2 separate regions of the Homo sapiens genome follow, and region 2 is linked to region 1. Evidence: chromatin loops called from intact Hi-C (ENCODE). Cell type or tissue: heart left ventricle. All regions are shown on one strand. Links, peaks and the distances in the headings refer to the core of each region. The heading gives the core; the rest is flanking DNA. Region 1 has its middle 45 kb from the start of CEP295. Region 2 has its middle 25 kb from the start of SMCO4.

Region 1 (5,388 bases), core at 278-5,277:
TTATTAATAAATTCATTAATAAATCAATTAATTTTTAAATTTATTAATAACTTTATTGCTAAATTAATTAATTTTTAAATTTATTAATAAATTAATTTTTAAATTATTAATAAATTAATTTTTAAATCTATTAATAAATTAATTTTTAAATTTATTAATAAATTTATTAAGAAACTGATTTTTAAATTTATTAAGAAATTTATTAATAAATTAATTTTTAATTTATTAATAAATTTATTAATGATTGACAAATGAATAATAAGAAGGTGTATTCGTTCATTTGGGCTGCTAGAACAAAATACCTTAGACCAGGTAATTTATAAACAACAGAAATGTATTGTTTACAGCTCTGGAGGCTAGGAATTCCAAGATCAAGGCACCAGCAGATTTGGTGCCTGGTGAAGGCTCATACTCTCCTTAAAAAATGGCACTTTCTCACTGTGACTGCACATGGTGAAAGGGGCAAATGGTTCCCTCAAGCCTCTTTTATAAGAGCACTAATCTCACTCATGAGGGCAAAGCCTAAAGGCCCTACTGCTTAATGTCATCACAATGGGGATTAGATTTCAACATGAATTTTGGAGGAACATGAACATTCAGACCATAGCAGAGGGACAGCACAGTTACTAAGAAAAGTGAGGGGATAGCCTCCGCCACTAAGGAAAGTGTTCTGTCACCCCCCTTCCACCCCCAGCTGGTATCTACTGCATTCTCTGTGCACACACAGAATGGCCACTTGAGGCAGACATCCCTAGTTAGCGGTGCAAAGTGCGTGGTCTTTGATGTCAGATAGAACAGAGTTTGAATCATGCCTCTGACCCTAACTTGTTGCATTACCTTAGGCAGATTACTAAACCATTCTAACCCTTAGTTTTCTCATATTAAAAATGGGGATTATAATACCTGATGTATAGCATGTGGTGATTAAATTAAATAAGGTAGGTAAAGGGGGCTATTTGTTGACTAAATGAGTGTCAGACCAGGACCAGGCACTAGGAGTTAATGGCATTCACACACACACACACACACACACACACACACACACATGAACACACACCTCAAAAGACCCAGACACTATTCCTGCCCTCAAGGAACCTAATCTAAACCACTTCTGGTTTGGGACAGCAAGACCTTAGATAGCTATGGACCCTCAAAACCTTCTTGTAATTTCAAATTCCATGTGACTCGTTTGGACCTTAGCCACACCCCTGGACTGGATCCTAGCCTTGGCTGCCCAGGCTTTGGTCTAGGGTATTCTCTCTGCTCCTCTCTCCAGGTCTCTGACCTCCCACCACTTAGTGAACAGCTACTATGCACCAAAGGTTACTATGATAATACTTTATATACATTATCTTCCTCCCCACAACTCTAGAAGGTTGCCCCCATTTTAGAGATGAGAAAATGGAAGCTAAGAGAAATCATGTGATTTGACCAGTTAACGTAAGCAGCAGGAAGTGGAGTCAGAGTTCAAACCCAGATCTGTCTGATTCTAGAGCCCACTCCCTCAAACACTCACAGCCTAGCCTCACAGCCTCCAAACTTTCCCTATTTCAGCCTGGGGTGTCTGGCCACTCCTCTTGGCGATAGCTCACTTCCCAGGACCTGCTCTCTGCCCCCTGGGCTTACCGCTGCAGTCCTTTCTCACCTGACACAACTCCCAGTCCTGGTCCCCACAGCACAACTCTGCTACCACCCATAATGCTGCATGAACTTAAGAAGCTGACAGTGTTTCCTGCCACCCAACATCACCTAACAGATGAGACTGAATTTTTCCAGTCTTCAAATCAGTTTTTTTAGTATAAAGGAAACTTCTTTGGGGATAGTCACTGAATAGCTCAAGCTTCTCTCTCCATCTGAGGAAAGCATTTTTGTTTGGACAGAAAGGAAAACAACATCTTCTCTTATGGGCTAACTCTTGTCTGTCCCTCCTCTGAATTCATATGTTGAAGCCCTAACTCCCGGTGCCTCAGAATGTGATTGTGTTTAGAGATTAAGTCTTTGTAGCAGGGTGCTGTGGCTTATGCCTGTAATCCCAGCACTTTGGGAGGCTGAGGCAGGCGGATCACTTGAGGTCAAGAGTTTGAGGCCAGTGTGGCCAACATGGTGAAACCCCGTCTTTACTAAAAAAATACAAAAAATTAGCCAGGCATGGTGGTGGAAGCCTGTAATCCCTGCTACTTGGGAGGCTGAGGCAGGAGAATTGCTTGAGCCTGGGAGGCAGAGGTTATAGTGAGCCGAGATAGTGCCACTGCACTCCAGCCTGGGTGACAAAGCGAGACTCCATCTTAAAAAAAAGAGATAAAGTCTTTGCGGAAGTAAGTAAATTAAAATGAAGTCATTGTGGTGGATCCTAATCCAATATGACTGGTGTTCTTATAAGAAGAAGATTCGGAGACCAAGCACAGTGGCTCAGACCTGTAATCCCAACACTTTGGGAGGCTGAGGCAGGTGGATTCCTCGAGCATAAGAGTTTGAGGCCACCCCGGGCAACATAGCAAGACCCTGTCTCTACAAAAAAAAAGTACAAAAATCAGCTGGGTGTGGTGGTGCATGCCCGTAGTCCCAGCTACTAAGGAGTCTGAGGTGGGAACATAACCTAGGCCTGGGGAGGTCAAGGCTACAATAAGCCATGATTGTGTCACTGCACTCCAACATTTTTTGAGATAGAGTAAGACCCTGTCTCAAAAAAAATAAAAATAAAAAAGAAGAAGAAGATTTGGAAACAGACCTGGACAGAAGGAAGATGATGTGAAGGCACAGGGATAAGATGGCCATCTGTAAGCTAAGGAGAAAGGTCTGGAATAAATTCTTTTCTCATGACCCTTGAAAGAAACCAACTCTGCTGACACCTTGATCTATCTTACACTTCTAGTCTCCAGAACCATGAGAAAATACATTTCTATTCATCCACTCACTCTGTGGGACTTTGTTACAGTAGTCCTAGCAAATCAATACATCTTCCCACAGTCACCCCCATCACCAGCAAATGAGCTTCCACAACTCTTTCCAAAGGAAGAGAAATCCATCAACAACCACTTGCTCCACAGTGACCAGTAAGGTGTCCGGCATTGTGCTTATGCACAGGAGCTACAAGGTGAGTAAGGAAGGACTGTCAGGAGCATGTGTTCCTTTTATTTTTTTTAACCTCCACATTCATTGGCTAACATAGCCATATCCAGGAATAGCAAATTCAAGGCACATGTATGTACAAAGTTACCCGCACACTCATAACCAGGATCAAGATCCAAATCAACCACTGAACCCTACCCACTGAGCCTGGATCACTGCCTCAGAATCCTTTCTAACACAGAGCTCTATGAATCACTACAAATAAGGCCAGATTCCCACTTGACATGAAACGTATGTGCCCTATGAGGGAGAAGCTCCTTATTGCTTTCCTAATATCTGTTTTCTTCTTCCTTACTGAGACAGCCTGTTTTTATTCAAGTAAAAGCAGCATTTCTCACCTTTTCTTTAATACTGTTCAGTGAAATACAATGGAAGATACTGACGGGAAGTCTCCTCAAAAGGACAAGTGACAATTGTATGCAATCTTATGTTTCCTATTCATCCATTCTACTTTCTGGGATGAAACAGTGATGACTGGAACTTCAGCAGCCATTTTGGATTATGAGTCCATGATGAGGATGGAAGCTAACACTGAGGATGAAGTAAAAGAAAGGTAGAAGAAATATGCTTTCTTGATGATTGTGGAGCCTGCATACCAGCCCTAGATTGCCTACAGCCAGACCCATGTGTTTGAACTATTATTATTTGGGTTTTCTTGTTATATGCTGCCAGACCTAAAATTTATTGATACAGCACCTATGACAATTATTGCAAAATGGCTTACTCAACACCAGTGATCAACTTCTTGCTGTATTCCTCTATTATAGAGGCTGGAAAGCTAAAAATACAAATTCCTGGTTCCCTTCCTTGCAGCTGGGGCAGCCATATGAAATGTAAGCCAGTTCTGCCATTGAATGCAAGCAGAAGTCTGCTGATGATTTCTGAAAAAGACTCTTTCATTTTCTTTCTTCTTTCCACCTGGAATGCAGATGCATGGCTGGGTGGCTCCATGGCCACTTTCGATCATGAGGCAACAAGCATGAGGACAAAGACACCAACAAACAGCCAAGCACCAGGCTCATGCCTGTAATCCCAGAACTTTGGAGGGCCAAGGCAGGAGGATCACGTTAGCCCAGGAGTTTGAGACCGGCCTGAGCAACATACTGAGACCCCATCTCTACAAAAAGTTTAAAAATTAGCTGTGTATGGTGGTGCATGCCTGTAGTGCCAACTACTTGGGAGGCTAAGGCAGGAAGATTGCTTGAGCCCAGAAGTTCAGGGCTGCAGTGAGCCATGATCTTACCACTGTGCTCTAGCCTGGGCAACAGTGAGACCCTGTCTCAAAGAAGAAGAAGAAAAAAAAGACACCAACAACCTAGAGATAGTAACGTGGAAATACAGGAAGGACCCGGTCCTCCATGGCATTAAGCAAGGGTCCTGCACTGCTTATCTCTGGACTTCTTGTTATGGGAAAGAAACAAACCCTATTTGTCTAAGCTACTTTGGATGGGTTTTCCATATTTTGTGGCTGAACACATTCCCCAAACCATCCCTATACTAGCCCTTCAGTTCTCAGCTGAGGCATTACCTTGTCTGAGATCACCCCAAGCCTGGGTGACTGTATTAGCTTCCTAAAGCTACCGTAACAAATTGCCACAAATTCAGTGCCTTAAAACAACGTAAATTTATTACCTCATAGTCCAAGAGGCCAGAAGTCCTAAATCAAGGTGGCCATAGGGTTAGTTCCTTCTGGAGGCTCTGAAAGAGAAATCATCTCCCAGCTGCTCTCCTGGCTTCTAGCAGATCCCAGCAATTCTTGGTGTTCCTTGGCTATAGCTACATTACTCCAATCTGCGTCAGTCTTCATATGCCCTTCTTCCCTCTGTGTGTGTGTGTGTGTGTGTGTGTGTGTGTGTGTGTATGTGTTTGTGTGTTTCCCTTAAAAGGACACCAGTCATTTGATTTAGGGCCCTCCCTAACCCAGTATGACCTCATCTTAACTTGATTACATCTGCAAAGACCCTATTTCCAAATAAGGTCACATTCACGGTACTGGGGTTAGGACTTAAACATGTCATTTGTAGGGACACAATTCAACCCAACGCCCCCTTGGAGACCTGTACTTACCATGTTAGTCACACACCACACTCAATTCATTACACTATGAAGAGCCTATATAATGGGACTTCAGACTGGCTTCTTGTTTCAGCCATCTCACTAATTATTTTAATGATTTTTAGCTCTGCAATAACTCAGTTTCTTCATCAGTTATATGGAAATAAAAATACTTGCTTTGTCTACAAGGTTAACATGCAATGC
Region 2 (5,388 bases), core at 205-5,204, 49 kb before region 1:
ATATAAAGTGCTTAGTGGATGCTCAATAAATGCAGTCTATTTTTCATCATCATCATCATCATCGTCATCATCATATCAGTTTGGACAGATAGGAGATAGATCATGTAGATCACTGCAGCCCATGATAAGAAATTTGGGTTTTAATCTAACAACAATTCTGAGTTATTAATGGGCTTTTAGCTGGTAAGGGACATGGTCTGATTTATTGTTTTAAAAGATCACCTGGCTGCTCTGTGCAGGGGGATTAAAGCAGGGTACAGAAGAAAAGGGGAGATAGTTGGGAGGTCTTTGTAATAATCTGGACAGGAACTTAATAACACAAAATGTTTAAACATCCATCTTTTATTTTGTTCATAAAGATGAAATCTATATGTTTTAAGTCTGCTACACAATTTTCACAATTTTGACAGAAGATGTTTGTATTTTCTGATGCCCATGTTTAGTTATGAACATATTTATGTTGGTCTCTCAAGAAGCCCACTGTGGTGTTTTCCACTTCCAGCGACCAATTCACTAATTTTCTGAGAAGCAACTGAGCGTCCTATGATTCAACTAAATTCCAACACTACTCAGAGTTAGTGTCAGATCCCACAAGGTAAAGGCTCAGTCTCACAGTACTACTCGCACTGCAGACACCAGTCACAGGTCCCACGGCACCTGTACTTCTGACTGACTGGCTATAAATCAGGAGTTCCCATGACCCCTCCTAAGGTTTGATAATTTGCTAGGATGGCTCACAGAACTCAGGAAGGCATCTTACTTACATTTATCAGTTTATTATAAAGGATACAACTCAGAAGCAGCCAAATGGGAGATGCAGAGGAGCAAAAAAGGAAGGGTAGCAGGTAGAGTTTCCATACTCTCTCTAGAAGCACGACCCTCCCAGCACCTCAACATGCTCACCAACGTGGAAGCTCTCCAAATCCCAAAGTTTAGGAGTTTTTATGGAGGTTTCATCATATAGGGAACCTCTCTCCCCCTTCCCAGAGGTTAGGGTTTGGGGCTGAAAATTTCAGGCTGCTTATCAAGGTTTGGTCTTTCTGGTGACTACCCCCATCCAAGAGCCTACCAAGAGTTATCTCATTAGAACAAGAGATGTTCCTATCACTCCAGAGGTTCCAAGGGATATGGGAGCTGTGTGTCAGAAACCCTGGGCAAAGACCAAATACATATTTCTTATTATGCCACACCACCATTGGATTAATTTAACTATTTTTATGAGAATACTCTTGTTAATTGCATTTAGAATAAAATACAAGATAAATACATAAAATATGTGAATAGTCTATAAATAGCTGGTAAGAACTGCTAGAATTGCATACCCTATGTGGGGTCAACCTTGTTATTTTGTAATAACTCATTGACTTCCCTGGGTATTACCCTGCATAGGATTATTAGCTCCCAAAGAGCGGGCCCAGTGACTTTTTGCCTTTTTATTGGCAAATGCTTGGCATAATCCCTGGCACATAATAAGTGCTCAATAAATATTTCCCAAATGCATGAATGAATACTATGGAAACACTGCAGTGGAAATGGTCCCACACCACTGCATTCCCGCCTGGGTGACTCTATTTATTGATTTATTTATTTTAGAGCCAGGTTGGCATTAATTTATTTTAGAGCCAGGTCCTTTCCCTCAAGAAACTATTGAAGTAATTGTGGGTTTTGCCACTGAAAGTAATGGCAAAACCATTACTTCTGCACCAACCTAATAGAAACCATTTGGGAAGAAAATAGAGACATGAATACTTAAATAATAATTCTTTTCACAACCGTCACAAGACAGAGATACCAATATGTGGTGAAAGCTCTTAGACTTTGGAGTTAACCTGGACTCTCAATGTGTGTGCTCACTGTGTGCTCTTCGGTGAGTTACTTCATCTCTCTTCACTTTCATGTCTTTTCCTGCAAAGGGTGCTTGTGAGAGACAGATAATTCAGAAAAAGAGCTTAGGGACAGCACCTGAAACAAAGAAAATGCTATCAATTTGAATCCCAAAAAGGATATCATTTTTGTCCTGAATAACACTGGAGCCAAGGCCAGAATATTTGTTTGGGTTAATAAGAAACAAGATTAATAATGAGAAGACGGAAGGCCTGTGTGATTTGGCATCCTGTGAATCTCGGAGGCTTAGCCTCAACCCAGCTGGGAGGTCTCCGGTCGTCAAAAGAGCAACTCACATTGGCAGCCCCTGCTGTGACACCAGGACCTTGGCGGGTCCTCCTGGGGCCCTGCTGTGAAGTGTTGGCTTGGGAATGACCCAGGGCATGGCTGTGGCTGAACCATCTCCAAGAAGCCAGCTTCTCTGCTTTTGGCTGGAGGGAGGTTTGGGTGTCCACTACTGCCAATTTCAGCTGGGCACTTGCCACGTTTTGGCAGCGAAGCTCTGGGAAAATGTGACCTCTTGTTTTACTATATTCTGCACAGGCTCATTGCCAGAGCTGGATTTTGGCCTGCACCATGGAGCTGGTGCACAGCAAGGAAGCAGTGGCTGCTTTACGGAGTGAGTGATTCATTAGCCTAGGCTCCACCCAAGTAGTGTCAAGCAAGCTAACGCTGCCTGTCTGGCCTGTCACCCCTACTCCAGCTGGAATATGGTGCCCACCCAGTAGTTTTCCCTTGCTGTCTTTGCAATACCATGAATTCAAAATGCTGAAAACAAGGCTCAGAGCCAAACCATCATTCTTCCCCTCAGTCCCATCCCTCACCCACCCTTTCCAAACTAACAAAAGTATGTTGCACTTCAGAAAACCAAACAAGAGAAGCCCAGCAGAAAGTAAAGGTGATGTGCCAAGGTGCTCAACCCTTGACACATCAAATTCTTCAACTGCACTCAAATGCTGACACATTTCTAGAGCATGACATTTTTACATAAAAATGAATATGATTATGGGACTCCTTTCTAAGGTTGCCCCAAATCTAGTTCAATGATGCAACCCGTTGCCCTTCCTGTCAATTGTCCATTGTTTCTTCTTTCTATTTACATAACATATTCATTTAAATTAGAATTTATTGTATATTTTATCTTTACTATAAGGAGACAGAATATCATGGTATTGAAGTCCAAGTGATAAAGTCTGATTGCCTGGGTTGGAATCACAGCCACAACACTTACTAATAGGTAACCTAGAGTAAGTTATATAACCTCTCTGTGCCTCAGTTGCCTCATCTGTAAAAATGGGATAAATGGAGTTTTCATGAAGCACAAATAAAATTATTCATGTAAAATACTAAGAGGAGCACCTGAAATACAGGAAGCTCTCAGTGAACACTTGTATTTGGTTTTGAGTATTTGCCAGTAACATTGTTATTCCCAAAACTTCTGATCAGTTATATATATCGTTACCTCTTTTCATTCTTTAGCTCTACTGAGTACAAATATAACAGGCATTTCATTCATTCATTTATCAAACTTTCTAATAGAAAATTTAAGTATTTTAACTTACGATGATTGTACTATTTAGGATTCTCCAGGATATATAGAGAGCTATCCTATATATAGGACACATATAGGAAATTTATAGGAATTGGCTTATGTGATTATGGAGGCTGAGAAGTCCCACAACCCGACATCTATAAGCTGGAGAACCAAGAAAGCCAGTGGTGTAATTTAGTGTACATTGGAACTTCAGCCTTTGGACTGAGATAAGGGGGTAATGGTGTCAATTCCAGCCCAAAGGCCAAAGAACCAGAAGTGCCAATGTCCAGGGTAGGAGAAGATGGATGTCCCAACCTAAGCAGAAAAAACAAATCTGTCCTTCCTCCACTTTTATGTTCTCTTCAGGCCCTCAACAGATTGGAGAATGCCCTCCTGCATTGGTAAGGTCGATCTTCTTTACTCAGTCTACTAATTAAAATACTATTCTCTTCCAGAAACACCATATCAGACACACTCAGAAATAATGTTTTACCAGCTATCTGGGCATCCCTTAGCCCAGACAAGTTGACACATAAAATTAAACAACGCAATCATGACAAAAATAATATTAAATAGTAGCAGTTAATATTTATTTAGTGTTTTCTGTGTGCCAGGCTCTACACTCAGCTATTTATACATATTATCTCATTTCATCTTCATTATTAATGGATTCAAGAGTCTGGACACAGATGGTGCTGGTGTAAGACTAAAGTTTTCACCAGCCTAAAATAAGGATGTTAGAAAGTATTTTTCTTTTTAAAGATATTTCTGTTTAAGGAAATTTATCTTTCTCACTTTTTGGTGTTAGATACTCTTCCTTTTATGGTGACAGTAGATGATAGTTTCTTTTCTGGAACATTCTTACTTGAAAAAATAAAAGGTTAGTACTAGACTTTGGTTTGGATGCATTAAATACAAAAGTCTAAAATCTGTTTCTCACCACAACTCTGTGATATAGATGTTATTATTCCTATTATATAGATAAGAAGCCAAGGCTCAGAGAGGTTAGGTGACTTGCCCAAGGTCACACAGCCAGCAAATGTAGAACCTGGATGCAATCTCAGGATCTAGTTCTTAATTCCTTGACAATCACATTTATTAGTACCTACTACATACAGGACACATATCTCATTTCACTCCCTCAGCAGCCCTGTGAGGAAGTGAGATTCCCTTTTACAGAATAATGGAACTTGCAGAGTTTAAGCATTTGCCATAATTCCACAGTTTGAAAATACGAGGGCAGGATTGGAGCACAGAGCTCTGATTCTAGCTCCCTTTCTCTTTGCAACTACCATGTGCCACACACCATAACAAAAGCTAGACCTATCACAGATAGCTAAGAAACGTGCTCTGTCCTCAAAGGCTCACAGTCTCAGCAGAGACTGTCAACAATTTATTATCATGCCCAAATAAGCACTATAGTGAGGTGTGTCTAAGGCACTTTAAGAGCACTAAGAAGGGAAAAATTAATTCTGAGGCTTTTGCAAACATTTCTGACAACATCATAATATCTTGCTATATCATATTTAAAGAATCCCATGTGAAACTTTGGATTTCATGTGACTGCTTTTTATGAACATTTGGCAGGAAAATCTTTTCCATTAACATGTTTTTGCATTATATGATGCCCTGATTAGTTAACTTGGTGAGAATTTTCTGGCATCTTGTAGACTAACACATTATTTTTTAGTAGCGACAGGGTCTTGCTACATTGCCCAGGTTGGTCTCGAACTCCTAGCCTCAAGTGATCCTCCCACCTCAGCCTGTCAAAGTGCTGGCATTAGAAGCATGAGCAATCACACCCAGCCCCATATTTTATTTTTAAAGTTAGAAAGGATTTTTAATAACAAACACATACACAAAAAAACATAAAACACTAAATCCTCCAGCTTCTGTTGTATCCCAAAGTAACAAAACATTTCTCCTTGTGTCTTTAACTATGGCTAAAGACTGAAGAGAACTTGATTCAG

What was found. Hi-C counts contacts between places; a loop is a spot of excess contacts. Peaks named below come from ENCODE experiments on the same cell type or tissue, not always from the same donor. Only the 100,000 strongest peaks of a DNase experiment are listed, where the experiment ranks them.
Region 2: it touches region 1 in a loop (5-fold over the local background); 3 of 110 quality-filtered maps call a loop at or near these places.

Annotation. Positions count from the first base shown.
Region 1 is chr11:93,613,897-93,619,284 of GRCh38, forward strand. No RefSeq gene overlaps it. Among named protein-coding and RNA genes, the nearest start is that of CEP295, 45 kb to the right of the region's middle. In heart left ventricle, for the core only: a CTCF peak has its summit at 756; no DNase peak of the experiment used is centred there.
Region 2 is chr11:93,565,261-93,570,648 of GRCh38, forward strand. No RefSeq gene overlaps it. Among named protein-coding and RNA genes, the nearest start is that of SMCO4, 25 kb to the left of the region's middle. In heart left ventricle, for the core only: no CTCF peak of the experiment used is centred there; a DNase peak (open chromatin) is centred at 2,431; H3K27ac peaks cover 627 bases.